Linked DNA regions of Homo sapiens: regions 2 and 3 are each linked to region 1. Evidence: chromatin loops called from intact Hi-C (ENCODE). Cell type or tissue: endothelial cell of umbilical vein. All regions are shown on one strand.

The links. Peaks named below come from ENCODE experiments on the same cell type or tissue, not always from the same donor. Only the 100,000 strongest peaks of a DNase experiment are listed, where the experiment ranks them.
Region 2: a loop joins it to region 1, with 7 times the contacts of the local background. A loop is called at or near these places in 4 of 110 quality-filtered maps.
Region 3: a loop joins it to region 1, with 2.8 times the contacts of the local background. A loop is called at or near these places in 6 of 110 quality-filtered maps.

The regions. Positions count from the first base shown.
Region 1 is chr3:188,259,757-188,267,756 of GRCh38, forward strand. The region is part of intron 2 of LPP (LIM domain containing preferred translocation partner in lipoma); the gene reads left to right. Among named protein-coding and RNA genes, the nearest start is that of FLJ42393, 85 kb to the left of the region's middle. In endothelial cell of umbilical vein, no CTCF peak of the experiment used is centred here; DNase peaks (open chromatin) are centred at 815, 3,375, 4,495 and 6,485; H3K27ac peaks cover 7,432 bases.
Region 2 is chr3:188,590,247-188,598,246 of GRCh38, forward strand. The region is part of intron 6 of LPP (LIM domain containing preferred translocation partner in lipoma); the gene reads left to right. Among named protein-coding and RNA genes, the nearest start is that of LPP-AS1, 26 kb to the left of the region's middle. In endothelial cell of umbilical vein, no CTCF peak of the experiment used is centred here; a DNase peak (open chromatin) is centred at 4,055; H3K27ac peaks cover 1,725 bases.
Region 3 is chr3:188,340,653-188,348,652 of GRCh38, forward strand. LPP (LIM domain containing preferred translocation partner in lipoma) reads left to right here. Exons shown (of 12, transcript NM_001375462.1): 3 at 1,011-1,067. Among named protein-coding and RNA genes, the nearest start is that of FLJ42393, 170 kb to the left of the region's middle. In endothelial cell of umbilical vein, no CTCF peak of the experiment used is centred here; a DNase peak (open chromatin) is centred at 4,789; H3K27ac peaks cover 1,643 bases.

The sequences.
Region 1 (8,000 bases):
TTTGGTGAACATTTGGAGAGGACTACTGTGATGGCGTAAAATCCGGTGACCTAGTTACAGAATATCCCCTGCAGGCTCACTGGTAAGGAAGGCTCATGTTTAAACTCAGTGAAAGGAGAGCCTGGCTTATTTATGGTGGTGGTTGTTTACATGTCTTTAAATGACCTTCTTTTTTTTTTAATATAAAGGCAATATATTCTCATAGAAAATTCAGAAACTGTAAACAGGGTTAAAGAAGAAAATAAAAATCAACACTATCACTTTCACCTATTTATTATTCTTATTTTATTTATTTATTTATTTATTTTTAAGGCAGAGTCTCTTTCTGTCACCCAGGCAGTGGCACGATCTCGGCTGACTGCAACCCCTGCCTCCCAGGTTCAAGCGATTCTCCTGCCTTAGCCTCCCAAGTAGCTAGGATTACAGGCATGCACCACCACCAAGTCCGGCTAATTTTTGTATTTTTGGTAGAGACAGGGTTTCACCATGTTGGCCAGACTGGTCTTGAACTCTTGACCTCAAGTGATCCGCCTGCCTTGGCCTCACAAAGTGCTGGGATTAGAGGCGTGAGCCACTGTGCCTGGCCACTTCCACCTATTATTAATGAAACCTGTCCTATTTAACAAAAACGATAATGTGGGGTGTCTTGTGCTTGGAGCTTGGAGAAAGGAATTTGCCTCTGTTTTTTTAATGACTTATGGCAAGGCCAGTATGACCAGTAAGTGGGCTGTTTATTATTATTATTATTATTAATCACCATTGTCACTGATAGAAATTGTCACTATTGTCACTGATAGAAACCAAGATAGAAATTGTCACTATTGCTATAGCCCCAAGAAGGACCTCATGGCTGCATAACGATTGAGCACCTTATATTTACACAATGCTTGGTTGTTGTTTTTTAAGGCAACTGTGACTCAACAACAGCTGTTTGAGAACAGCTCCATCCCAGATGAAATCAGAGGAACCGAAGTTTAAAAAGAAAGTGTTTCTGGGCTGGGCGCGGTGGTTCACGCCTGTAATCCCAGCACTTTGGGAGGCTGAGGCGGGCAGATGGTTTGAGGTCAGGAGTTTGAGAGCAGCCTGACCAACTTGGTGAAACCCTGTCTCTACTAAAAATACAAAAAAATTAGCAGGGCGTGGTGGTGCATGCCTGTAGTCCCAGCTACTCAGGAGGCTGAGTCAGGAGAATCCCGTAGTCCCAGCTACTCAGGAGGCTGTCAGGAGAATCCCTTGAACCCGGGAGGCGGAGGTTGCAGTGAGCTGAGATAGTGTCACTGCACTCCAGCCTGGGCCACAGAGCGAGACTCCATGTTAAAAAAAGAAATGTTTCTGAGCACTAAAGACAATTTGAACAAGGCAGAAAAGTACAAATAGGAAAACAATAATCTTACTAGATTGTTTGTTTTTGAGACAGCATCTCCCTTTGTCATCCAGGCTGGAATGCAGCAGCACGATTATGGCTCACTGTAGCTGCGAACTTCTGGGCTCAATCAACCCTCCCACCTCAGCCTTCTAAGTAGCTGGGACTATTCTGTAGTGATAATCCTTGTTAAAGTTTTGGAAAATACCTTTTTTAGAGTCTCTCTTTCTCTCTACACAGACACACACACACACATACACACATGCAACTTTTATGTGAATGACGGCATTTACAATTTACGTAAATTACTGCAGGTGCTATCATTTATTTTTTTCACTCAGCAATATGCCTTGAAAAAATTTTAAGTCAATCAACATACAGATATTTGTCATCTTTTAAATAGCTATAGATTTTCGCTCAGACTCAAAGTCTAATTTTTAAAGAAGTGACTGTTATATTTAAATCATATATAGCTTCATGATGAAAAAAGGAAAAACAATTCTTGGGACCGGACATGGTGGCTCATGCCTGTAATTCCAGCAGTTTGGGAGACCAAGGTAGGAGAATTGCTTGAGGTCAAAGGTTTGAGACCAGCCTGGGCAACACAGTGAGACCCTGTCTCTCCAAAAAAAAAAAAAATATATATTAGCTAGATGTGGTGGCACATATCTGTAGTCCTACCCACTCAGGAGGCTGAGGAGGTGGGAGGATCGCTTGAACCCAGGAGTTTAAGGCTGCAGTGAGCTAGAACGGTGCCATTGCACTTCAGCTTGGGTCACAGAGTGCAACTCTGTCTATAAAACAAAGACAAAAGCACCACAGTTCGTTAGATATAACTGAATATTATCTTCATTTCCTACTGTAGTGGTTCTTAGAAAGGTTGTTTCTTAAGTTAGAAACTGTTGCCTAAGTATTTAGGATGTGGCAGGCACTGTGCTACATGCTGGGGTTGACGAATGCATGGGATTCGGCTCTCTCCCAGGCTGGTGGGAAGAGGACACATCTAGAAGCCAGGGTATATACCCCGAAGGGGTTTGAGGCAGTGCAGAGTTGATGATGATGGTCTCCAGCCTGCCTTTCCTTTACAAAAATGAGGAGACTGCATCTCACATTGCCAACGAGCTGCTTGACTCTACCGATATTCCCTACCAAGCACGATTATGGGTAGTCTTAAAATTCTTAATAATAAAATAGATATTGAAAATAGTGTTTTTTTTTTTAACAGTGAAAGTAATATGTACTCATGTATAGGTTTTCAATATACAGGAAACTATAAAATGAAAAGGATTGTACCTGTAATCCCACCCCTTACAGCTAACTACTGTGACATTTTATTTGTAGAAGTCCATTTTGCTATCAGACCTCAAGTTTTAAAATCTTAACTCACCCTCTGTAACCTAGTTCTCAGCTCTATTTTATGTAACGTTTTTAAAGGATTCAAGATTTAAAATAAACTTATCTCACCCCAAATGCACTTGTATATTTTTGACACCCCCTCATCTCTCTCTCTCTCTTGTCTCTCTCTCTTCTCTGTCTCTCACTCTATCTCAGTTCTCTTTCTCCTCTTCTTTCTCTCTCTCCTCTCTCCTCTCTCTGTCTTTCTCTCTCTGTCTCACACACACACACGGGGAAAAAAAATCACTCGAGTTAAGAATCAGTCTCTCATTTTACAGATAGGAAAACTGAAATCTAGAACTTGTCTGAAATCATGTTAAAAAAAAAAAAGTGGTAATCTGTGCTCGAACCCAGGTCTCCTGAATTTTCGTTCAGTGCTTTTTCCATTCTACAGTGATGCCTCCTTACTAGGTCATAGAAACAGTGGCAGAGGGAGAAAAGGAAAAATACGTCAGCTCCAAAGAGTGCAGTTTTTTTTTTTCTGTGTCCTTTAGCTGAGCTATTTTTGTGACTATTCAGTACATGTACAATGCTGCCTCTTGGAGTGTTCCGGCTAGACTAAGAGGCCATTCACTGCTGACTGCAGCCATGCCATCCCTCCATGGAATCCTCGGCCCGGAAATCAGATGGGAACAAACTATTCCAATATACAAATCAAATTTCAGAGTCTGAGTGTACACAGAAAAATTACTGGATATCCTGTTGGACTATGTACATAACAATGACACAGTGATTTATGAGGGTATGATGGGGCAGAGGGTAGCGGGTGATGTTGGAGTTGATTCATCACTTAAGCGCTAATCCATTCACCAGCTCCAGTCAGACTTCAACACAAATGCCAAATTATTCATCTTCCCTAAATCCAACCCTATTATTTTCTCTCTCAAAACCTTCAGTTGCTTCCTTTTGCATATGGAAGAGAGCGTGGACTCCTCCATCTGGCATTTAAGGCTTTCTATGATCTGTCCTCCCAGACATTGATAGGCTGTGGAGATACAGTAAGGTAGTTGTTATGAGCCACACCTTGCAGCCAGGCTGCTCCAGCACCAAGCAACACTTTCCCCGGGAGGTTGCTGCACCTCCCTGCTCCTCACTTTCCTCATTTGTGGAATAGGAATAGGGTCATTGTGAGAATTAAATAAGTTAATATTTGTAAAGGGTTTAACAGTGACTAGCTCATAATCCGTCACGTAGAAAGTTTTTTCTTAGCTCATTTAATAAGTACCTTTCTAACCCATCACTGATAGCATTTTTCTTTTGCACCAGACTTCTTTCTAGTCATTGCTGGGAGCGTCCTCTCATTTTCCTGCCTCCCTGTAGCTGTCACTCTCACTCCTAAACTGTTGGCGTTCTCATTTTGGCTTGCCCAAATCTTACGCATTCTTTTAAGTCCATGTTCAAGTGAATCCTCACTGATTTTGTTCTTCATTCATCCCCTTAACAGACTTTTATGGAGGGTCTACTGTGTGCAAGGTGTATTATGTAGGAAGCCTTCCACAGTTCCCAGAGCTAGGTGAGCTCTGTCATGTAGGCCTGTCTTGTACATATCACCTTCGACATTGCTGAGCAGTTTGTGTTGGACATGTTTGATCTCCTCCCCTAGAATATAAACAGCTGGAGAGTAGGATGCTTATTAGTAGGTGCTTATTAAGCTTTCTTTAAAATGAGTAAGTGCACATGCTACCTTTTATAGATCTGTTACCTTCTAATGAAGGCAAGAACAATAGGAACAAACATTAGTTTTGTGTGTGTGTGTGAGAGAGAGAGAGACAGAGAGGGAGAGAGAAAGAGAGAGAGAGATTTTGAATGGGAATAATTATGAGGCCACATCTGAGGGCAAATAACCACTTCCAAGTTGAAGAAAGGCAAGGAGAAGACAGGAATGAGAGGAGAGCTGTAGCAGTCAAAGGAAACGGGATGAGAATATGTTATTCTCTGAATCATAAAGCATTTGCTCTGAGAAATGTTTTTCCTTAAGTGGTATAAAATGTAAAATGAATTGGGTCTTAGTTTTTCTTTTCCTCTTTAGGAGGTTGGAGCTGATTTTTAAAATGAGGTAGGGGAGGGAGGTGGGGTTTGGAGAAAGAAAGTGAAAATTGTTTTCTGAAACTCTGTTTGTCAAATAACTCTCTGGAGAGAAAGTTCAGAGGGTGAGGGCCTGCCAAAGCTGACCAGCAGCACACAGGCCAAATCGTTCTTTCGTCATTGTCCTGGTCACTTCCCCACCCCTGTTCGCCACCCCCAAACACCTTTTTTCTTCTCTCTCTCTCTCTCTGTGTGTGTCTCTCTCTCTTTCTTTTCTTTCCTTTTTTTTCTTTTTATAACATATGAATATTATAAGTAAGTAGCTGGAGAAAATAAAAAAGCAAAACAAAACACAAAGTAAGCAGATGATTTCAACCTGCAATTATTTGTCAGGTCATAAAAATGATGTGTCTTAGATTTATTTACCTGATCTCCTCATCTGTTTTCCACTGGAAGCCTTCTGCTCGCGTCACCCTTCTTCATTTAGTTCCCCAAACTTCCACCCACTTTCTGACTCAAAGCAGGAGAGAAGCATTGAACAAAACCACTGGATTTGGAGAAGAGAGAAAAGCAGCTTTTAAGAACTGACTTTAGAGGTTTAGCACGAATTAAATTCCTGGTCTTTTCTTTCTGCAGATTTTTCAGCTATTGTTGTTGTTTGTTTTGTTTTGTTTTGTTTTATGTTTCTTGAGTTTATCGCTAAAGATGCTTTTCCGTGGATGGCACAAAAGTTCAGCTATGGCCATGTGCTTACTGAAGGCCTGTATATGGAGGCATCACAGTGGCTGGCCTTGAAGAAATTAAGATAGTGAAAGAGGACCCCTGTCTGCGAAGAAAGAGCTCATGTTTGTGTGTGTGCTCATGCTTTGGGTGCTACAAGGAGACTGGTGTCTGGGGAAGGGAGGAAGGGTGATGGTTACAGGTATAGGTAAATAAGTTTTCCAACAGTTAACAATACTTGGAGACAAGCTACAGAGTGATCAATGCTAGAGTTAGGAACGCTGTGAGAAGGCAAGGTGTTCTGTTTGTGCCATTGGGGAGGGCTTTGCTGTGGGGATTGGGGGAAGGATATTGTTTTAGGCTTTGCTAGATGGCTAGGACTTTAACAAATAAGAAAGAAAGAGCTGAGTCTTTAAGACAGAGGGAATAGCAGAGACATGAAAATATCTAGAGAGATTGGGAGTGGGAGGCTGAGTCTGGAGGTGAGATATCTGTATCCAATCAGAGAAGTTTCCTATGCCTTCCTGTAATGTTGGAGGCTTCTTTTTTTTTTGGTAATCAGTAAGGAGCTGTCATGGGCTTTGTAAAAGGGCTGTGATAGGATTACTCTGGTGTGTGTGTGTGTGTGTGTGTGTGTGTGTGTGTATGTGTTTTGCTTTTACTTTATACATTTCAGAGTCTTTTTAGGAACTCTTAGGCAACCTTAACTCTGGGGAGTGTGCATTGCCTGTCTTTATATGTCTTTACTTCTCTGTTGCTGCCTGGTTCTGCTCCTTCTCATGCTTCTGTAACAAAGTGCGGCAATGCAGGCTTCTAGAAGGTGATGTGAGATCTCTGAGCAGACCATGTGTGTGTTCTTCCCATCCTTTTTTCCCCTCCCTTTCTCTTCCTCCTCCTCTTTCTATATCACCACCCTCACCAGCAGCAGCAGCAGCACTCCCCTCCCTAAAATAAATAAACCAGTCACTCCAAAGGTTCCAAGCACATTAGTCACATATCCCAGAAGTTTAATACAGAATTATTTTGACAGCGAGAACAAGAAGTGTTTTCTAGTTGAACGCACAGAACTTGCTTATTCCAACTGGGCTTTCTGCCGCACAGACAGATGATACGTTTTTTAGATGGATTGGCCGCACAGCGCAGGAGACTGTCGCTTCCCTTGGATACACAGCAAACTGCTCACTACCAAAAGTGGCTGGGGAGAAGATGTGAAAGGAGAGAGAGAGAGCGCGAGAGAGACAGAAGAGAAGAGGAGAGGGGAGGGGAGGGGAGGAGAGGAGAGACGGGGAAGACAGAGAGAGAGAGAGAGAGAGAAAGGAAATCAAGTTCTTATTATGTACATAACTTTCTCATTAATGGCTTCCATAAGTCACTGAGAGATTTCTTTGTGTTTATTTATTTATTTGGCTGCTTTGGAGCCATGAGTCCTTTTTTAAACCCGGGTTTATGTCTGTTCTAAAAAATGAGGACAGATCGAGTTATTGCCATGCGGGTGGCTCTCCAAGCATTCCAGTTGCATAGCTCTTCCAGAAATATTTCTTGACGCACTTATTTAGCACTTTCTATTGCCGTTACTGAGCAGATTACAGAATCCTCCCGGCCCTTTCACCAAACCCGTCTAGAGCTGGTATGGATCTACTTGTGCCTATCTGGCAGATAGAAAGATAGAGGAATGGGAAGGTGAAGTCCATTGTTACTCATGAAGGATTTTGACCAGTAACCTCAGAAGAGTCAGAAGAAGAGAAAAAGCATGTGCTCTCCTCTTTCCTGCTTTGCTTTTCTGCTTCCAAGTCCCTCCTCCAAGCAGGAAGATCTTTCCTGAGCAGCAGCGTACCTGGGTGTGAGAACCCAGAGGGAGTGTGGTGGAGAGACGTGAAGGGGTCAGTTCCTGGAACATTCTGTTCCCTCTAGCTCCCATGATCATTGACTTCTTGCCTCTCAAGTCCTTCTAGGGATCTCCAGGCTTTTGAGAGGCTCAGCTGACCTCGCTCACTGCTGTGCATGCTCTCTGGAGCTTTCTTGTCCTCTTTTGGTTGTTTCTTACTAGCCCCTCATTCCCAGGACTTTTTCTGAGGAATCTCTGTTAGTTCAGGTAATAACTGGCTGTGAAACCTACAATAGTAAGTTCTTTGGATGTCGGTGTTTTCAGATGTTTCTTCTTCATGGAAACTCTTTATAAATCCCTCACAAAATGGGATGTCAAATCTCAATATGTAAAATAATCAAAGTGCAGTTAAATGGTGGTGCTGTTGTTAAAAGGTGGAAGATCTCATAGGCTTCTAGCCAGGGCCGAGTTATCTCCCCAGAAGAGCTCTGTGCCTCTGTGGACCCACTTAGTAAGCCATTGTACTGGAGTTGCTTTAAGGCTCCCTACAGCCCTGATGACCTGTGCTCAGCATTCTTTCAGCTTTCTGCCTCTTTGTATATCTTTCAAGCTTGAGAAAGATCCTCTATAGATCAGGAAGATGTGTCCAGTAAGAGATTTGACCTTTGCTGG
Region 2 (8,000 bases), 330 kb after region 1:
TTTTAAAATAAATACTCTTTCATTTTTAAAAAAGATGTATTCTTGGCCAGGCGCTGTGGCTCATGCCTGTAATCCCAGTACTTTGGGAGGCCGAGGCGGGTGGATCACTTGAGGTCAGGAGTTTGCGACCAGCCTGGCCAACATGGTGAAACCCTGCCTCTACTAAAAAATACAAAAATTAGCCGGGCATAGTGGCACATGTTTGTAATCCCAGGTACTCAGGAGGTTGAGGCAGGAGAATCGCTTGAACCTGGCAAGCAGAGGTTGCAGCGAGCTGAGATCGCGTCACTGCAATCCATCCTAGACAACACAGCAAGGCTGTGTTTAAAAAAATAAAAAGACATAATTGCAAAAGAAGTATTTCACTTCACCCTTTATTATAGGACAGACCACAGTGCAAGCAAGAAGATAAATGGTTAACTTACAACTGACCTCTGATTGGAGAATACTAGAGAGTGGTGAAGACTGTGGCAAGCAGGAGGGCTCACCAACCTCCCAGATTTAACCCAGGCTGCATGTAGGAATGCAGACCCAGTGTTGCTAGGTCTCTGGAATTAAGTTATATTTAACTAGCCTGTGATCTCTAAGGCCTTCAATTATGAGGTTCAGCACCACTGGAAAACTGAGTCAGTTTAGTGCTTTATTTCACAAAGGCAAATTGATGGTCCTTTCTGACCCTAAATTCCCAGTTTTACTTAAACTATTTAGACAAATCTAAGAAGTGTGTGAAATAAATACAGTGGAGCTTGAGGATTTTTGTTGTTGATTTTCTGTCCTTTTATATTTCCTCCTTCCCTCTGAGGGTTCACATAGGAGCCTCCACAGCCAGAGGATTACTTTCAGAATTGGAGGCAAGATTATTTCTTGGAATTTTGGTCTGAGGAAAAATTATTTAGGTCACTTGGACACTTATGTTGTGCTTTCCCACAAAATTGTCTAGCATTTTCTTTAAGACATATGCATGACCACTGCCCAAACGAAATAAATCACCCTTTCTCTTAAAGGATCCAGACTATTAAATATGAAGAACATCAACTAATTTGACTAGCAGAATGTAGGCCTTCAGTGTTAACATAGCCTTTTTCTGTTATTGCATTTATCTGCCTTTGTTCTGAAGCCCCAGTCTAGTACCTTTCTTAATGCAGATCTCTTTGAGCATAATGTTTCCATTAAACCAGCCAGTGGATCTCATTTGCTCCATACATATTCATATTAGGAAATATTATTGTACAAAGTAAAAGATGCTAGTAAAAGATATGCTGGAACAACATTTCTGACAGTATTTGTTCTGTAGTTAATGCTCTGGGAGCCTTTTTCCTTCAAACTCTCTATTCCTAGTTAGGGCCTCATCATTTCTTGCCTGGATTATTGCAGTAGCTTCCAGGCTGGCTTCCTTTATGCCCTTCATAAGCATATGGCTGCCAGATTAATATTTTTTTCAACACAGCCCTGATCCTGTCATTCTACAATTGAGTTCCTCACAGTCTACCTGATACAGAGACAGAAGGAATGTGATAATACAAATAATAATGGTACTCACAACAACAATAAATGACTGGTCTTTGATATTTAATCTCTAATATCAATTGTCTTGAGACAACAAGGCTTTTTGAATTCAATATCAGAGGGTTTAACTGTGAGGTACTTGGCATGGGTCTGAATTGCATGTATATTGTATGACTGATTGAAAGAAGATTATCTGATACACATGAGAAGTGTGGAGGTGGGAGCTGACATTTTGTTAGAAGTGCATGCCTGGCATTTTGATATACTATTGCACCTCCTCAAATCTTTTTAACAGAAACAAACTACTTTGTGATGATAGAATAGCATAATACAGGACAGCGGAAAAATCTTAGTGCTTTTTGTTCTGGTTTTGATTTTGCAACTAAATATGTATGATAAATAGGAAATTAGTGCATTGGAGCATATGCATCTGTTAAAGCAGATTGACTGCTTGGTTATCACACTATAAACAACATTTTTGAAGAATTTTAAAATTTATAATCTCTGATATAATGTTAAATGAAAAATAAGATACAAAGCCACACATAAAGAGGGTTCACATTTAAGCACCATCACCTATACAAAACACACACGCACACAGTCACACACACACACATACACACAGTCACACACACACTTACACACAGATACAAGTATACATAGAAATACAAACCATGAAAATAAAGTTACCAAAACAGTTGTTATCACTAAAGTTTTGAACGAGTGTTTTTTATTTCTTTATTAACCTTGTTATTACTTCTCATATTTTCTACAATGAGTATCACTGTTTTTAGTTTTGTTTTTGTTTTTTAAATGGAGTCTCACTCTTTCTCCCAGGCTGGAGTGCAGTGGGGCTATCTTAGCTCACTGCAACCTCCACCTCTCGGGTTCAAGCAATTCTGCCTCAGCCTCCTGAGTAGCTGGGATGACAGGTGCCCACCACCACGCCTGGCTAATTTTTATATTTTTAGTAGAGACAGGGTTTCACTATGTTGGCCAGGCTGATCTTGAACTCCTAACCAGGTGATCTGCCTGCCTTGGCCTCCCAAAGCGCTGGTATTACAGGTGTCAGCCACTGTACCCGGCGTATCATTGTTTTAATGAATACACTGTCTTACACGAGGGCTTGCCTAGCTCTCTCAAAAGTCTAAGAAACAATGAATAATATTATTTTATTTAAACATTATTTAAAAACATGAAAACAGTGAATACAAAGTTGAACTCTCCTCTTACAATAATAAAAATTCTTCTTGAATAATTCTGTATCCTACCATTCCATGAATTGTATCCATGGAAAAGTGTATGTTTTTCTGATTCATTTATTTATTTGCTTCTAGGTTATTGGATGAAGAAATCTAGGAATAGAATGAATAACTGTATAGATTACACCTCTGATGCCTGGTGTGTGTGTGTGTGTGTGTGTGTGTGTGTTTCTTCCCTTGTGATTTTCTCTCCTTTTCCTGCCTAATAATGATGTAGCTGATCTGCTTATCATGTTCCTTTATTTCTATAATTCCAATTGTTGTAGATCCCATAGAGGTGTTCACTCTTGCTCTCTCTCTCTCTTCTCTCTCCCTCTCACACACACACAGATTAAATAGAGAAAATTAAGTAAAGAGAGGAAAATGAGGAATAATTTCATACTTTAATATATTCATTCATTCATTGCTCTTTGATAATTTTTTTCTTTTTTAATTTTATTTTTCCCTAAGTTATTGGGGTATAGGTGGTATTTGGTTACATTAGTAAGTTCTTTAACGGACATTTGTGAGATCCTGGTGCACCCATCACCTGAGCAGTATACACTGCACCATATTTGTTGTCTTTTTTCCCATGCTCCCCTCCCACTCTTTCCCTCAAGTCCCCAAACTCCATTGTATCATTCTTATGCCTTTGCGTCCTCATAGCTTAGCTCCCACATATCAGTGAGAACATACGATGTTCGGTTTCCCATTCCTGAGTTACTTCACTTAGAATAATAGTCTCTAATCTCATCCAGGTCATTGCAAATGCTGTTAATTCATTCATTTTTATGGCTGAGCAGTATTCCACTGTATATGTATACACCGTAGTTTCTTTATCCACTCATTGATTGATGGGCATTTGGGTTGGTTCCACGATTTGCTACTGTGAATTGTGCTGCTATAAACACACGTGTGCAAGTATCATTTTCGAATAATGACTTCTTTTCCTCTGGGTAGATACCCAGTAGTGGGATTGCTGGATCAAATGGTAAGTAGAGCTCTATGATGTTTTGATACTCTTCTATGGCATAGACTTAGTGCTCCCATGTTCTAAGTGTTATGAAAGGCTGAAGATAGGAATATTAGAACATGGCCCCCTTCCTGAGTTATATAGCTTAGAACAATGGTACTCAAACTTAAGAATGTGTAAGAATTACCTAGGCCATAGCACTTACACATGGAATATCAAGAGGGAGAACAGACTAGGAGAAGACGTTTGAATTCAGCTGCCCATGTAAAGTATAAAGAATTATTTTTACCCAGAATCTTGAAGGGGAAGGAACTGAGTCACACAGACAAGAATGTGCCTAAAGCAATTCAGCAGTTCAGAGTGGAATGAAAAGGACCCTGGTTCCCTGCTCTTAAGCCAGTGTTCTTTAGCTGGCTAGAACTCAGCTCTCTGTTTAAAAAATGAATGGGTTGCAGTGGAGCGCTGTGTTCCAAGTAGGATTTGTAAGACTTCTGGAATTCTGAAAAAATTCTACTGGTTTTCTGCCTGTTTCTCTGTCTATACTTGAATTCACTGAGGCCAAAAATGGTAACTTTTTACCCAGTAGCTGGCAACATTCCTGGTAATTAGAAAGTGATCAGTAAATGCTCAATGACTATCTGAATGATTGCATTTTTCAAAAAGAAATCTGAAGTCTAAATTTTGAGCCAACTAAACATCATATTTCTTTGGTTTTGGGTGGTTTGGGAAAAATCCAATGTGTTCTCTGAAAGGAAAACATATTTGGAGATATGATTATTTTTTTCTGTAAATAAAGTTACTTTGTTGTAAATATAAATATACATGCTCATTTTATAAAAGAAAATGAAAGGAGAAAAAAGAGCAAAATATCTGTATTGACACCACTCATAATTACCACTCATAATTTTTGTTTTGTTTTTCTTATTCACATATAGGACTTTTATCATGATATATGTATGAATTTATATCCTGTTATTTTTCTGAAACATTATAGCATAACAGGATTAAGTATCCTATTACCTCTACAGTTCCTGATATTTATAAAGATAAATTATGAAAATAATGTTTGAATGAGAAGGTTTTTCTGTTTATATGCTGTTCCAAAGAACCTTAGGTATCAGAATTTATCTGAGCCCAAAAACGTCCCTTAGGTACCTTAAGCTACCCAAATTCTTTGAATTCTTTCAATCAAATCCCCTAATTTTATAAAGAGGAAATTGAAACCCAAGAAACAATATAAGTGAATTTGTTTGAACCCAGGAATTTCAGTACTTGTTGTCCTAATTTAAAATTGTGTCCCAAAGAATATTTATCTTTGAATTTGTTGATGTTTGCTCTTTTAAAAAGGAAAGAAGAATAATAAACTAATTCCTCATTTTACCTTTAAAAGGAAGTTTCACTGGAGGAATAAGACCCAAATGAATGAACCCCCATCAGTCATTCGTATCCCCCAGCTGATGAGGATTTCAGCAGTTGTGCTGACACCTTGATCTTGGGCTAGCCACCCTCCCCTTGCTCTGCCATGGAGCTTGGTCACCTTGTACCATGGTCAAAATAATGGTGCTCTCTTTCAAAAGCCATCCTTAGATTTCCAGCTAATAGTGTGTAGAAAAGAGAAAACATAATTTTTTAGTACCCCAAATTCTAGGTTATCTACTGCACTGAATGATCTAAAATATCAAGTAGGCGCTTTCAGCAAAGCTGTTAGAAATATAAATAGAAAAAATAGGAAAGATTATTTGTGGGACCATTCAAACTAAGACTGTTGTTGTTCTCATTATTATTGTTGTTTTTAAAGGACACTGTCCATATATTGCAAGACATGTTGCCCACTGCCCTTCACCTATGGGATTATATAAACGCAATCCTATTTTTTAAATAGTTGTGCAGAAAATCGAGAAGGGAGCTACCTTAACTGTGTATTCAGTTCTTGAGTGACAAAGACAGGCGTGAGAGAGAGAGTCCCTTGCTTCCAAATCACCCCTCCTTTGCCTCACCCTTTTCAGGACAAACCGACTACCAGAAATGAATCTAACCCATGTGGTCACTACAGGATTTATCTGGGCATTTGCTGAACCTGCTCGCAATTTATTTTTATTTCTTCCGATAGACATGGATTTGGCACAGGGGAGTGAATTCTTTTTGAAGCAGCAGATGTGCCTGGTACACCCGTTTGCTGTAACCATTTGTGCTGTGGTTGAAAAAAATTTTTTTAAGAGTGCAGAATTGTTGAAGGGGGAGGGTTAAAAAACCAGAGCCATTTTAGTGATTATGCAAAGTTAGAATGTGAGTAATTTTGCTGCAGTTAGTCATTATGTGCTTTCATAGCTTGTTTTACAGGGATAAAGGGATGTGTACAGGTTTGGTGAATAGAGCTCTTATTTGTTCCTAATAGTCACTCTTCATGAAAACATTTTCTACCCTTCCTCCTACTCTGTGGCAAAAGTGCTCTCTCCTTGGAAATTATACCTTTCTGGGATCCATTCCTTTTATCCATCTACAATCAGTGGACAGACAACTCCATTTTGAAGAACAAATACGTTAGAAGAAGAATTTTTTTCTCCTATACAATCTACAGTGTAACTGATACACATTCAAATCATCGTAATACAGTGATCATTATAAAATGAGAGTGTTTTCTGCAAAGAGGAAAAAAAAAACTGAGCAAACATCTAGTGACTTTGTTAGGAGCTTAATGTGCTCTAAATATGATGTCCTTCAAATATTTTATTTGAAATATTTGATAGGTCTTAGAAAATTTTGCTCATGGAATTCTCTGAGAACTGTAACACACCACCTATTCCTTTTTCGCTTTGCTTTCGGTCACCCAAATTTTTTTAGAAATATGTGAACGAGGGTCTGTTTGTTTCCACTGAAGCAAATATAGCCACTTGCTCACACTGGTGGCTTCTTTTACTGAAGTCCGTGAATATGTTAGAAACTCTTGTATGAAAATACAGCAACCCAATTTGTCCCTATTGAGCCTACTTTGTGATTTCCATGCCCTGCTGCCTGGTGTGTATACACTGAGATCCACTTTGTTAAAGAACAAAACTGGGTTTGTTACTTTTTTGTAGGCTTATTATTAAGTCTGAGCATTCTGGTGTGAGGTTAGGAACGCTGGTTTCAGACTCTGGAAAACAGAGTTCTAATCCTGACCCTCTGAAGACCTTCTCACTTTGGGCAAATCTTTCCTGAGCCTTGTTTCCTTGAGGAAAATGTAGAGATGTGTGATATTCACATTTCTTACGCCCTACAGTTATGTGAGGAATACTGTATGTTTCAGTTATGCACAGATAAATTAGTTATTTCTTCTCAAAGAATCCTCTGTTAAAAATTATTCCCCAAATAGCTCTTTTTCGACACTTGTCTCAAGGTGGTCACATTTTAATTTCTGCCACTGATACACAAATTTCAGTGATAAGAAACCCCTGAATGACTTGAGAGTTTCCTGAGAGATGGGATCCCACCTATTTTATTATCTTTTGTCTTTTTATGGCTTCCGAGTAGCAGTAAAAGATAGGAATGGTTGGTTCTATTACAGTAGTTGATTATAACCAAAAACTAGTGAACCACACTCTCCAAATGTCCTGCTACCTACAGCTAAGAAACCCAATGTTTATAAACTAACTCAGAACTTTTAAAATTAGATTGAACTACAGAACCCTCTATCATACTTAAATCTTCTTAGATGAATGGTGCACAAAACTGATGGGGGATGGGAAGTGTGGGCAATTCTGTTACCGAACTATTTCCCTTATTGTTTCATTTGATTAAACACTTCTCTCTTGTATGGAATTTGCCAATAATACATTATTGAAAAAACTGATTTCAATAATATGTTATTGAAAAAACTAATTTATTGAATAAAAACATATGGAAAAATCTCTTTGCTAGACCCTAAGGATGGAAAGCCCAAATTTCTACCCACATGGAGTTTAGAGAGGAAAGGAACACTAAATAAGTAATTGCAAAACAAGACGTAAGGGTTATCATAAGGATAATGCAAACTATTAAAGAGACATTAATGGTGGGCACCTTGTCTAATTTTGGAGGTTCCAGATTGGCTTCCTAAAGGAGGCATCATTTCGTTTGAAATCTGAAGGATGAATAACCAGTTAGAAGTTGCGAGATGGAAGCAGGTTGGAAAGTGTTCAAATCAGGGCAACCACAGGATAGCTGGAGTGTTGACTCCTGTGTAGAGGAAAGTAAGAGAGGAGGCTAAGAAGATAAACAGTAGTTCTATCAGGAAAGAATTTGGACTTCATGGTAAGAGCAAT
Region 3 (8,000 bases), 81 kb after region 1:
GATTCATCAGCAGGTCTTTCAACTAAAGCAGTATCTGTTTTGCTTTTTAGGGGTCAAGGAAACTTTTGATTTTAAAATCTTAAAAGTTTTTGGGCTGTCTCTTGTTAGATGAGGTCATGTGAGAGTGACATAGATTAATATTTCGGTGTTTTAAAACTAGGAAACATAAGTCAAAGAGATATTCTCTTGCCTAATGTGCTTATAATGTTATCTTTTGATCATATAAATGTGGATTTATGGGAAGAAATGTTATCACTGCTCTCTATAACCATATATATGGAATAATGGAGAGAAATCTTATTTAAAAAGTTTAACTAAGGGCAACTTTGGCTATGGAGTATATATCATAATCTTCACATACATATGAAGAAATTGACACTCATGGAGTTTAAATAACTTGCCTAAGGCCATTGATTAAAGGAAATCTGACTGGCTCGAAATCCTATGTACTTTTCCCATTTCCTCATTTCAATCAAATAGCTGGTTTTATTTTATTTTCTCTCTCCACCAAGCCTTGTGAATTAAGACAATGAGTTGCTGTTTGTCTTTGTCTTTCCCTAGCCTAATAACCTAGGAAAAACTGAAGTAGAAAGGAAGGATTACTGGACTAGCAGGCACAAACTTTGGCTCCAAATTCATGCCCTGCCAGATACTAAACTGTGTAATCTTGGGCAAATTACTTTCCTTTTGTGAACTTCAGTTTCTACTTCTGTAAAATGTGGACAATAATATTCATTTTATATGGTTTCTGTAAAGTTAATCATGAGGATGGTGTTAGTTCCTTTCTCATCCTTTCTGTCCCTCTTTGAGCTTCTGTTTCCTCACCTATGAAGCCAGTAGAATCATCTCTTCCTGCTTCTTCATCGGGTTCCTGTGGGGTGCAATGAATGTGAAAATGTTTTGTAAAACAAGAAACCATTATGTAGATATAAGAGGTTATGACTATTAATGAATAAATATGGGTTTGGTGTCTGGAAGTAATTTTTACTTATTTCATTTGTAAACACTAGCATTGCAGTTGGCTGAACCTTGTGTCAACCATCCATTCCAGGAGCCAGCTATCTGAGGTAAGAGAGGAGGCGTGTCTTCTTGTTTATGAAATACTAATAGGCATCTGAGCCAGTAATGTTGATTTTAGAAGAAATACAAAGAATAGAAGAAATACAAAGTACTTTATGAGGAAAAGAACTGAAAAATGGCCAAGACAGTGAGCTGACCTCTCTTTTTATTTTTGTTTTTTTGATTTATTTTTTTCCCTTTTAATTCATAGCCCTTAAGGTTTAATACCAAAACCAAAAATCTGGGCCACACAGACGATTCAGATTTAATGTGTATGTATTTAAGTGTCCATAAAATGCAATGGAGTAGAATGTGCTTAACCATTATTTTATTGTATCCTCAACTAGTATGTGGCAGGAGGGCTTTTTACCTGGTTTCCTAACCCTTGATTGAGCGCATTTTTGACTACACTATACTGCCAGTGTTACCTGGCTCTGAAGGGGCCAAATATTTATGGCTGGGTCAGTCACTCTCTCTTAGCTGCCAAACAAAATCATCTCAAAAAGCTAGAATCCAAAGCCACAACAGAAAAATCCTAAGAACACAGAAAATTGAGTTAGTCTTTTGAAACCTTGCATCCATTGTATCTGAATGCCACTCTCCTGGGGGACTGTTGGGAATGACACCAATCCTTGGCAGAAGAATACATTTGTCTTGAGTTTGCCAAGAAAATGGAGGCCAATGGAGAAAAAACATTTAAAGGAAGCATCATAGTTGTAAAATTTACCAGATGCGATTTTTCTCCTAAAGTCAACCTGCTGAATCTGTACCTTCTAATGAGCTCTACTGTGTTTTATGTAATGTAACTTAACCAAAAAGAGGTGAAGTAGTCAATATGTAGAATAGTAACTTTGTAGAAGATTTGATATCATTATTTAGAGTACTATACACATGTATTCTGCTGAATATTTTGTTAATTCCTTTGGTATGTTATATCTATGACCTCGAACTGCAACCATGACTTCAGTTGCACAGACCTTTGAGAAGAATAAAATTGGTTGGTATTGCCCCAAATTTGTAGGACTTAGAAAATTTAGAATTGAGAGGAAATTAAGGTGTCAGGTTTACATGATTTTCAAAGCTAATATCATATATATATAATAAGAACACGTGCAGACAAGGTAGGTTATGTATGGACTATGAAATTTCTGTAATTAAACCAGACATAACAGCCACTTAAGTTATTTAGATTTTCTTCTCATTCCTACAAAAAAAGAACATTGTTTTTATTTTTATTATTATTTATTTATTTTTCAAGTGGAATATAAGCTAGTTTACCCAGGAAGTTTTTTATTTATTTATTTACTTATTATTTTACTTTAAGTTCTTGGATACATGTGCAGAACATGCAGGATTTTTACGTAGGTATACATGTGCCATGGTGGTTGCTGCACCCTATCCACCCATCATCCAGGTTTTAAGCACCGCATGCATTAGGTATTTGTCCTTGCCTTGCCCTCCACCCATCAACGGGCCCCGATGTGTGATGTTCCCCTCCCTGTGTCCATGTGTTCTCGTTCAACTCCCACTTCTGAGTGAGAACATGCGGTGTTTGGAAGCCATCATTCTCAGCAAACTAACACAGAAAAAGAGAACATTGTTTTTAAAAAAGGTAGTAGCAAAAAATGTAAGAATGGCTCCTGTCCACCTTTTATTTCTTTTCTAGTCCACAAAATAACCCTGCAAAAACTTATTTCTAATGTTTTATTTTTACGGATAAATATATCAGAAAAGAATGTACTGTAGATACCTACTATCATAGTTTTTGACAGCTCTGTGAGGCAGAGATCTAACTTGTTCATTTAGAAACTGCAGTTATCACACTAACCTTCCCTCCGATGCCAATTGTTAAATATTAATAGAATAAGCTTTGAAAAGTAATTAACTGTATCCCCTGTCCCCACAGAAACCCATCTTGAAACTATCAAGAGGAGTTTTAAGCAAGCCCTGAAAGGTTACAAAAATTACTCTCAAGAAAGAGGAATTTTCTCTCTTTCTCTTTTCGTTATATTTTGGAGGTGGGGAATGGTAGAGAGGGAATGATAGAAACCTCTCAAGTAACCTTTGGGAGGTGGAGAAGTAAATAGTCTGGGAGCATGCTGTAGAAATTTAAAATAATCCTGTGGCAATAATTGGTATCAGTGGCAGTAATGAAGAAAGAATAACAGTTTCAATAAATAATTAGACTTGACAGTAAATGTGTCAACAGGTACCCACTTAATGAGTGTAATCATTGTTTTTCTCTGCTCTCAACGTTGATCCACTGACTGCGGTGTGTTCTCTGTCCCATTTCCAAACCAAATCTATTTAAAGCTGCACTCCACGGAATCTGCAACAGTATACCCTGTTTACTATTTAGAGCTGATACCTAATGTTCTTTAATAGGCAAGATCTGTACTTGAACGAGAACAGGCTTCTGGCCTCTTGTAGACGGTTGATTATCCCTGTTTTCCACAGGGTGATTCATTAGCAAGGATGAATAATACCCAATTAAATCTCATGGACTTGTCTATATTGCCAGAGTGAATTGTTTATTATAATTTGGTGGAAACAGTCCTAGTCTGCTTTAAATAAAATTAATCAGTTACCGTTTTTTGAAGTGGAGGTAGAGGCAGTAGTTATAAGTGAAATTACCTCTGTAATAACCTGAATAGAATCACATTGTTTTTGGGAGCAAAGCAGTATGTTGTATGTTATGTGCACCAGAAGCCATGAGAATCCTTTTCTAATCCCAGCTGTAATGTCACCTGGCTGTGTCACCTAGGCAAGTCACCTTCCCTCTATGAGGTCTGTTTCATCATCTAATGACAAAGTTGGACCAGTTGATCATGGCATTACTTCCGGTTAAATGTTCTCTTATATATGATTTTATTTCCTAGCTAGTCCCTTCTCTCTCCTGGTGCCATGTTTCCAAAATCATAGGACAGTCCTATGACTCTACTGCACAGCCACTGTGGAAAATTAGTTATTTTTCTGCTTAGCTTTTGCTTCTTTTACATACCAGACATGCAGTTAATGACTTTTATTATATATACTGTAAGAATGGGCATTTATACACCGGTAGCGGTAGTCCCTTACCCCAGCAACTTGCAATTCCTTGTTAGGAAAGAAAAGCTGTTTTCCTCCACATTTCTTTACTCTGTGACATTGTTCCCTGATCTGGGTCTTATGAGAGGATCTGGTAAACTTCCCCCCTATTAAGACCGTTAGGAAGAGGTGGATGCTTCTTCCATTATTTGATTTTTCCAGAGCAAATCACTGGATCTGTAAAGGAGATCAGAATGTCAAAGCCAGAGGGGACTTCACGAAGTAATCTAAACAAATTATTTCATGTCACAGATGGAGATTTTAGTGTCTGGGAGGGAATCTGATTTGTCTAAAGTGTTTTTGACTGATCTTGGACTAGAATTCTTCTGACTACATAGTTGTATCTTTAAGTAGAGAAATCTTTTTCTATAAACTATCCTTTCACTTCCTAGTTCTTAAAAGGCCATTATCTTCCAGGCAAAACCAATTTCATTTTCAGCATGGGGATGTGAGATGTCCTTAAACATAAATGGACTCCAGGTATCTTCATTAATTTCATGAAGACATGGCACAGAGGGTTCCGGCTACCTTCTGCTTTCCGTGTTTATTAAAAGACTGTGGATTCCCTTGCAGTTCTTCCTGTAAGAGGTTGTTTGACGCTGACATCATCACTCTCCTCCACCCGCCTCCTGCCCTTTTCTGAATCAGTGAATTATAGGAATCTGAGAATGAGCTCCTGTTTCCTGCACATTGTTGGGGAACATTAAAAAAAAGAAGACAGATGAGGGATTTATAAGCAAGAGGACAGAAGAATAATAGCCAACACAATGAAGTCTAGTTCAAGGCCTGCGATTCCCAATTGCTGGGCTACACAGCATTAATAGCAGTGTCTCTCACCCTTTCAGACCCTTCTCTCTTATTTCAGACCCTTCTGCCTTATTCTTGTGGGGATGGGCTGGGACTGAGAAACAGCTAGTATAATCATTGCCAAAATGAAACTCACATGTACATGGGGGCTTCCAGGTCTGGAGAAGAGTGTAGTAATTGTTACCCATCCGATAGAAGGTGCTTAGAGACCACTGGACCTAAGCACTTACCTGGAACCTCACAGTACAGAGGTTCAAAGAGTAGAAATCAGTTGACTGAGTCTGAGGTTCAAATCCTGGCTCTAATTAATTTGCTATGAGTTTAGTGAATGCCTAACTTTCCTCTGAGCTGCACTTTCTCCATCTGTGAGATGGGAGGAGGAGGGTGGCATAGATGATGTCAAAGGAACCCTCTGATTTTCATGAGTCTCAGATTTGCCCAAGGACCTGCAGCGAATGTGCAGCCAAGCCAGATCTTGAATTCAGAGCCCCTTTTTCTGGTTTGAGATGGTCATCATTATAAGTTCCACTACCCATACTTTCCAAACAGTATGTTTGCAGCTTTCAGCCTTGTTTTATTAAATCTACTTTTTCTCTTTTATTTGACAGTCCCTTTCTGTCCAGGGACCTGCCTAAAGTAGCAAATCTTTTTTTTTTTTTTTTTTTTTTTTTTGAGACGGAGTCTCGCTCTGTCACCCAGGCTGGAGTGCAGTGGCACGATCTTGGTTTACTGCAGCCTCCGCCTCCCAGGTTCAAGCAATTCTCCTGTCTCAGCCTCCCAAGTAGCTGGGACTACAGGTGCACACCCCCACGCCCAGCTAATTTTTTTTTTTTTTTTTAAGTAGAGATGGGGTTTCACCATGTTGGTCAGGCTGCTCTCAAACTCCTGACCTCAGGAGTCCACCCGCCTCGGCCTACCAAAGTGCTGGGATTACAGGTGTGAGCCACCGTGCCTGGCCTAAAGTAGTAGTTCTTAATATACGTGTGTGTATGTGCGTGCACACGTGCATACACATGATCCTGTGTTTGGGGCAGATGTGAGGATTATGGAATTTTCAGAAACTCAGATGAATTTATGAAATAGTTGGAAAATGCAGAACTCCAGAAAATGCTATCAACAAGTTTAGGAGGTTTGTAGATGCTCTGAAGGCCATCCATGAGTTAAGCAAAAGTTTTCATTCTATGTGGGAAGTATGAGATGACATTTGAGTGGCATACATTTCCTTTTGCTGTTGGATTTTCCCCGTAGTCACCTATTGTTATACTCTGAGTGTTAGGCTCGTTTTGTAGCATGACTTTTGGCATGTATGTATCTCAAACTATTGAGTGATATTTTAATATTGAAACTCTTATTCTACTTCATTCATTCACTCATGCATTCAAATTCAATTTTAATTCAGAATTTGCTAAATGCTAGACATCTCAATACATTATTGTATATAATCCTATAAAATAGAAAATTGCTAGGTGCTCAGAGAGGTTGAGTAATTTGCCCAAAGTTTTACAGCTAATAAATATAAAATCTGGATTTAAATCCGGATTTACTCCAAAATATGTGAATACCTCCAGAGATAACATTGAAGACAAATAGAGACAATGATGCAAGTTCATAAACCATGGAAATTTCTGGTAGAAAATGGTAGATGGGCCCCAGAGGAATACAGAGAATGTGTACTATGGGATTTTAGGAAGGGACAAGATCATACATTATGAATTACTTCATATCATAATTCGTTAACTACGTGTTTATCTGGCTCCTTAAGAAAGAATAAAAAAAGCTAGATAATCATATGAAACACATTATGCATAACTCAGTTTTTTTCTTGTTCTTCAAACTTCTGTCAGGTTAGTGCTCTCAATATCTTCATTTGGTAAGTGAGATGAGGAGATGAAGAGTAGTTAGGGTCATAGTGCCCTGATCATACTGAGTTTTCACCTAAATAGGAATTTCAGTGCTTTGGGTCATCTATTTTGTTCCCCTCCTCCCGGCCTACCCCCCCATTATATTGAGCTTGAGACTTTTAACAGAGATAACTTCTGACCACGCACAGATCAGCACAAATGCAGATGTGAGCAGCTAGAATTTGGATGCTGCCAAATTGTGATGACTGCCACATGTGTGAAGCTAAAGCTTAGCACCTGATGACCCACTGTGAGTGTGTGGGGGGGCCAGAAGAGTGAAAGGCAGGTCAGAGATGGAAGACGCCTCGGAGTTTCTCAATGGCAGTACCTTCACCTTGCAGATGCAGAAATGGAGGTGGTTAGAAGGGGTAAGACTTACTAAAATTCACACAGCAGGTTAATGGCTCTCTGAGAATAATGGCAAAACAAGAACAAGGCTTTATACCAGCAATCTACAGTAGTATCTACTTTTATTTCCTACCTTTCCGTTGGCATATACTCACACTGATAGGCTTGACAGGCAGATAAACCTGTATTTGAAGGTCAGCAGGATTAGTTGTGTGGCCTTGGATAAGTTACTTGATTTACTTGGGTCTCAGGTTTGTTGTCTGTAATAGAAACCATACCCTTTTTCTTTTCTTTCTTTCTTTTTTTTTTGAGATGGAGTTTTGCTCTTATTGCTCAGGCTGGAGTGCACCGGCATGACCTTGGCTCACTGCAACCTCTGCCTCCTGGGTTCAAGCGATTCTCCTGCTTCAGCCTCTGTAGTAGCTGGGATTACAGGCATGAGCCACCACGCCCAGCTAATTTTTTGTATTTTTAGTAGAGACAAGGTTTCACCATGTTGGCCAGGCTGGTCTCAAACTCCTGACCTCAGGTGATCCACCTGCCTCAGCCTCCCAAATTGCTGGGATTACAGGCATGAGCCACCGTGCGTGGCTGAAACCATACCCTTTTAACAGGACTATACCAGTGTACTGTTCAATATACAGAAATACTATCACCCATCTGATTAATAATCCTTATCACAGCCCAATGAGACAGGCACAGATGTTCTGCTTTTCAAGATTCTATTTCCTAACTTCATCTTGACAGTTGTAAGTCTCTTGCTTCTCAAAGTTTGGTCTGAGGACCGGAAGCATCAGC